Linked DNA regions of Homo sapiens: region 1 is linked to region 2. Evidence: chromatin contacts called from ENCODE Hi-C or POLR2A ChIA-PET data. All regions are on one chromosome and are shown on one strand. The core of a region is the stretch at or near the end of the contact, and the rest is flanking DNA. Distances in the headings are between cores, read along the strand shown. Region 1 overlaps TWIST2 (twist family bHLH transcription factor 2). Region 2 holds the start of LINC01937 (long intergenic non-protein coding RNA 1937).

Evidence for each region. Hi-C counts contacts between places; a loop is a spot of excess contacts on that map. ChIA-PET counts read pairs that join two places held with the same protein, here RNA polymerase II (POLR2A). Pooled maps may share reads with other maps.
Region 1: a map of aorta shows a loop between it and region 2 (2.2-fold over the local background). The contact joins the enhancer-like site here to the promoter of LINC01937 in region 2. A Hi-C loop is called at or near these places in 1 of 168 maps with a recorded cell type or tissue (aorta) and 4 of 50 pooled maps. POLR2A ChIA-PET finds 5 or more read pairs at or near these places in 1 of 52 experiments (MCF 10A).

Annotation. Positions count from the first base shown.
Region 1 is chr2:238,862,671-238,865,626 of GRCh38, reverse strand. All of the region lies in intron 1 of TWIST2 (twist family bHLH transcription factor 2), which reads right to left. Among named protein-coding and RNA genes, the nearest start is that of TWIST2, 16 kb to the right of the region's middle. RefSeq lists enhancers at 238-855, 1,125-1,419. Within about 2 kb of position 1,271, at least 20 of the 41 ENCODE cell types and tissues checked have a DNase peak (open chromatin) inside an H3K27ac peak, as active enhancers do.
Region 2 is chr2:238,718,036-238,721,457 of GRCh38, reverse strand. LINC01937 (long intergenic non-protein coding RNA 1937) reads right to left here and starts at 1,469. Exons shown (of 3, transcript XR_924050.2): 1 at 1,037-1,469.

The DNA of each region.
Region 1 (2,956 bases), core at 22-2,521, 140 kb before region 2:
CATGTGGCTGGGCCACCCAAAGCCAGGAGACGCCAGGTGGGTGACGTGAGTAGGGCAGGGGTTTGATCTGCTCACTTCTGGACCCAGAGGCTTCTGTGCCCAGGCTGAAGCTACCCGATCTCCCGCAGGGAATCCTGACACGAGCGCCTCAGGCCTTGCTCCCAACACAGGAGCACCTGAGAGCAGACTGCAGGGGTGTAGGAACGCCAACAGGTGCCCGGCTGGATCCAGGCCCCCCTCACTCTCCGGGGTACTCCCTGCTGCATGGGGAGGTCCCTGTGCGCCGTCGTTTAAAGCAGAGAGCCCTGACATAATGACCCGACTCAGTAGGATGGGGCCATACTTGGCATGGAGGGAAAAATCTCATTTTTTAGATAATTGGACTGGCTGGGTTTGCTTCCTGGCTCTGCCCACAGCTCTGTCTATGCTCTCAGCTGAGGAGTTACGTAGGTCCCTCAGTTTCCCCTGCTGTGAAATGGGGGTGAAAGCACCCAGCTCACTGGACCATTCTGAGGATGAAAATAATTTTGCTTGCCCAGTGCTTGCATGCTTGCTGGGTGGACTTTCAACGAGTGGAGTGACCCCGTGTGGCTTTGCCATCGTTTCTCAAACCCTTTATGTCAGTTTGCAGGGGGAGAGAAGAGGCCCCTCGGGTGGCCAGGCCCACCGAGCCTGGCAGTAGATGCATCCTCCAGGTCCTCCCGGCAGGCCTTCCGGAGCTCTCTGCTCCTGGCGGATCTCCAGGCCTGGCCTGGCCACACACCCTGCACTCTGGACCTTCCAGGGGTCCCTAAGGAGAGGAAAACCCCTCACAGATGCTCAGAGAAGGGGACAGCCCCACAGGTGTTTCCCAGGGTAGGGTGCAGGCCTGGTGGGTGCCTATACCAAGTGGACCCCGCGGCAGGGTGGACCCCAGGGCAGTGTCCCCACAGAGCAAGCCACGGCCCCGCACCCTCCCACCTCCTCTTCTCCCGCACCTCGGAGGGTACCAGCCTCTGGGCCCCTGTCCTGCTGGTCTTGGCCGGGCCGGGTGGGCTGCCTGGTGCCCTTAGTTCTCCCCTCCCCAGGCTGACCTGGCCTGGGGGCCGGGTGGGGCGCGCCTTGGAACTGGGAGCCGCCTCCAACCCTGCACTCTGCTCCAGGCCTGGCCCATTCAAACCTTCCTGCTCTGTTTATTTGCACAGCCAGAGGACAAAAAGCCACGGCTCTGAGTCACTCCTGCTCCCAGTCGGCTCTGATTCATGCAGGAGGCCCGCGGAGGGGACTAACCCTGGCAGTTAACCTCTTGGTTTCTTTATGTCTCTACAGCAGTGAGCATCTGTGTCTTCGAACTGAGGATCAGGCCCCGATCGCCGCTCACAGTCGCGTGCTTGGGGTGTAATGTGGAGAAGAGAGGATACCACGGCACAGCCCGAGAGGTCCCCCCTCACCTCCAGCCCCTTCCCCCCATGCTGATGGAAACTTACAAATATTTCAGTCATCTCTCCGAAAAGGATTTGGTCATCTGGCAAAGGTGGTCCCAGAATTTGCCAGAAATATGCGTCAAATGTAGCCCAGGGTGTAAAGGAAGACAGGCTTAACGAAAATTAGATTATGGCGAAGAATCTGAAAGGAAATGAGAGATTCTGTGCCTGGTTGGTCTCCAGCCTCTGGGGAGGTGCCGCCTGGTGCTTCCTCCCTGTAGGTTCTGGAGAAGCTGGCACACAGGGATGCCCCCAGGATAGGGGGTAGACCTACTCTACGGCCGACCTCTCCTCAGTCCCACACATTTGTCATTCATCATACAAGGCCAGGGGGACACGTGGTTTTCATTTTTGATCCTGGTAAAAAGTGAATAAAACGTCTCTAGTAGCTAAGAAAGGGCTTTTTCTAGCTCCACTGAGTGAGTCGGGGTCAAAGCACCTCTTCTCAATTTGGGTTCGGGGAACAGCTAAGGGGTTCATTGAGGTTTTTTCCCACTTGCTTCCCCAAAGCTGAAGTGGTTTATGGTTAACAACAGATATCCCCAACTACGTAGAGAGGAGTGAAAAAAAGGCAGAAGAAATGAGGATGCTAACACTAACAGTGTGAGGATGAGCGCCAGTCCCATCATGAAGCGCCATTTGGGAACTGCCCAGCGGGTAAAGGCCAGCCAGGAGAGCTGAAACCGCACAGCCCTCACTGCCAAAGGACGTCGCCAGCTCCATCAGGGAGCCGCGCTGGTACATTCCGGGTGCATCCTTCTGAATTATCCTAACACGAAAGGCCTCTTCTGAAAATGATGGACGGGCATCTTTAATGTAGATTGCAGAAGATACAAAAATATATTCTGAAGGCCACTCTTTTGTATTACTTCAGCAAGTACCTAAGTCCTAACACCGAGTGGGGGTTGCGGTGAGGGCATTCCTATGTGGATGGCAGCTGTATTTTCACTGCACCACCTTATGATGGGACTGGGAGTAGTTGCCCTTCTCTGGAGGGAGGGTCGGTCAGCATGTGCCTGCCACACTATCTTTACAAAGCACTGGGCACCTCTGGATTTGTGTTCTCAAATTGCAGAAGTAATACAGGGCATCTGTAGAAAATCTAGAAATTAAAAAAAAAAAAACATAAGAAGGAAAGGAAGCTCTTTCATCAACTTTTGGTCCAGAGACATTCATTCTTGCCACTGTCTCTCCAGACAAACACACCCGTGCATGCACACACACACTTTGATCTTCCAACCTGAGATCGTATGAACTGCTCCATCCTACAATCATGGCCGTCACTTTATTAAACATCCACTTACAACACACATTTGCTGACTGCATAGTGTTCCAGCATATGGACCAAGCAGAGTTTATCCCACCTATTTCCCAGGACATTTTAATTTTGTCGCCAATATTAATGAAGCTGATATGAATTTCTTTGTTGCTCGGCAGCTCTGCCATTATTCACTTAAGATAATTCCTAGAAGTGGAATTGTTCATGCAAAGGG
Region 2 (3,422 bases), core at 220-2,719:
AACGGTGCTATGTGTATCAGATGCTCAGTAATTATCTGTGGAACAAGTCACTGGTCTATAATGATATTGTTGTTGTCAATCTACTTAAGAACCAAAAATAAACTCCTCTTTTAATTCCCCCTATATAGAATAAGTCGCTTTGCATGTTTCTCATTCTTCTTTAACAATCCCTGTTCTTCCTCCATCTTCTATAATTTACTCAGAAGTAAATACGCAGACTTTTATTAAGTATTTTTCTCATGTAAAGTACACTTTTCAAGTTATTTTCATCTTTGTCCTTCCATTTTATATTCTGCTTTGCTTTGGTGTATTTCCGGTTCCTCTCTAATGCTTACTAATTTCAATATCCACCTCTAGTCCTATACGAGGACTTGCTATCTGGGGGTGGTTGATTTTTATTTGCCCCTTGATGGTCTAGTGCAGGTTTGGAGAAACTCAGGAACGAGGAATAGTCGTGCAGTGTCTGAGCCTTTGCCCTCCTGAGAACTGCTTTTCAGTTGTTTTCATGCACACAGGTTGCAGTGCTCAGCCCTGCCCCATTCAGCTCTTGAGAGGCATTCTTCTGGCTCCAGCAGATTCAAGATGGGAGAGAATGGAGACGGGTCTCCAAAGCACTATGGAATGCAGTGCATTCTGTAGGTTTTTCATGTGTTTGGTCGATACAGACGCAGAACATGCAATGCTATGCCACCTCCCTGGCCCTCTGCCCCTCCTGCCTTGCCTCATGCTTTGAGGATTCCATCTCTTCTGAGTTGGAGGAGCCGCCACCTCCCAGTGCACCTCTTCTGTGTAATACTGGGTTGCACAATAGAAATCGTTATCCTCGTCTGAGTGTTGAGCTGGGAAGAGGGAGCAAGTATGGACTAGTAGGGTGGTGATTCACCTACCGTTTTGGTGACCCTGTGCTTGTAACCCATCATTGGGATAGGGCAGCACGGCTACATTAATGACTCAACCTCCTCCTATCCATTGGAATGTGAGGCTCCGCTTCAGAGGAAGAGAACACATCACCTGGAGCTGAGCTGCTCGAGCTTACCCTGCACCGTGAGAAGGCTTCATCAGCCGTTGTCCCCAGCAACCTCCACTGCTGATGGGTCTTCTACGCTTCATTTGCTAGTCACACCGCCCTCTTGTGGTGGGGCCGGGGGAGTGTGCGCACCGATTGGTTACTCGGAAGCATTCGCATTTGCTGTTTCCCTAGAAACATTTGTTAGGTGGCACAGGTGTCTCCTGTAAGTTTCAGGGGGCGTGAAACTTACAGAGAGCATATTCTCTCCTCAGACCCTCTCAAGCTTAAAAGGCTTTGTTCGGTTCATCCCTTTCATTCTCTGTTGAGGAGACCGAGGCCAAATCACCAAAGCATCTTGCTAAAGCCTTTAAATGTCCACATCAAAACCCAGGTCACTTTTCCAGGGTTCTTTCCCTTTACATACAACCTGCACCTAATCACAAGAATTGTTTCTGCCATTTAGATTTGGTGTGGCATCCAAGAAAAAACTTTCCTGAAGGGATTAGGATTCCAAATGTTTGGAAATACGCAGCAATTTGGCGTCTTCTGTGCATAATTGCAGTCTCCAGGCGACAGGCCGGGGCGCCGGGATGTGTGAGGACCAGGCTGCCCCACCCCCATGTGGATGTGTCTGTCCATGATGGGCGTCCGCCAAAGCCTCAGCCTCTGCTGAGACCCAGACACATAGGGACCCTACAGGATGAGGACGTGCAGCCCAGGCAGACACCAAAACATGCTCAGTTTCTCCAGTGCCACAAAAACTGCTCCTTTAGCAAATTCAACCTATCCTGCACATTAAGCTTTCGATACTTTTAGCTGTTGTCCTGTTTTACTAAATGTTTTAGCATTGCTGAGCCAAACCCACACATCTCCATTGTTTAGAATCTGAGCAAGAGAGGCAGAGGCCTAGATTCTTCAGCAGTTCTAGAAACTGGAGAGTTCTCAAAGCTTCAAACAATAACCTACATACTGCAAAACGTGTGAATGTGTACAAACCAATTTGTTAATTAGAATATTGCCTTAGGGTCAGGCATGATGGCCCACTCCTGTAATCCCAGCACTTTGGGAGGCCAAGGCAAGAAGATCGCTTGAGTCCAGGAGTTTGAGATCAGCCTGGGTAATGTAGTGAGACCCCATCTCTACAAGAAATGTAAAAATTAACCAGGTGTGGTGGAGCATGCTTGTAGTCCTGCTACTTGGGAGGCTGAGGCAGGAGAATCGCTTGAGTCTAGGATGTCCAGGCTACAGGGAGCCATGTCATTGCACTCCAGCCTGGGTGACAGAGTGAGACCCTACCTCAAAAACAAAAAAACTATGTTGCCTCAGAATTCACAACTTTTCTGGAAACTGTGAGGCTCTTGGGAAAGTATTTGTGTGCCTGTGTTGGGGGTTTAGATATATGAATTTTTCACATGATGTTGGCGTATGCAGCAATGCAACATTTCAAGGTCTGGAATCCCTTTACTGGTTTAAGAATATTAAAAGTTAACTGAATTTTCTCTAAAATCATCATATCTGATATGTTTACATGAAAAATCATTTTTTCTTGAAATCTAGTAATTTTTAAAAAATAATTAGTTCTGTGCAGAAGCTCTTTAGTTTAATTAGATCCCATTTGTCAATTTTGTCTTTTGTTGCCATTGCTTTTGGTGTTTTGGACATGAAGTCCTTGCCCACGCCTATGTCCTGAATGGTAATGCCTAGGTTTTCTTCTAGGGTTTTTATGGTTTTAGGTTTAACGTTTAAATCTTTAATCCATCTTGAATTGATTTTTGTATAAGGTGTAAGGAAGGGATCCAGTTTCAGCTTTCTACATATGGCTAGCCAGTTTTCCCAGCACCATTTATTAAATAGGGAATCCTTTCCCCATTGCTTGTTTTTCTCAGGTTTGTCAAAGATCAGATAGTTGTAGATATGCGGCATTATTTCTGAGGGCTCTGTTCTGTTCCATTGATCTATATCTCTGTTTTGGTACCAGTACCATGCTGTTTTGGTTACTGTAGCCTTGTAGTATAGTTTGAAGTCAGGTAGTGTGATGCCTCCAGCTTTGTTCTTTTGGCTTAGGATTGACTTGGCAATGCGGGCTCTTTTTTGGTTCCATATGAACTTTAAAGTAGTTTTTTCCAATTCTGTGAAGAAAGTCATTGGTAGCTTGATGGGGATGGCATTCAATCTGTAAATTACCTTGGGCAGTATGGCCATTTTCACGATATTGATTCTTCCTACCCATGAGCATGGAATGTTCTTCCATTTGTTTGTCTCCTCTTTTATTTCCTTGAGCAGTGGTTTGTAGTTCTCCTTGAAGAGGTCCTTCACATCCCTTGTAAGTTGGATTCCTAGGTATTTTATTCTCTTTGAAGCAATTGTGAATGGGAGTTCACCCAAATGAGTATAAATCATGCTGCTATAAAGA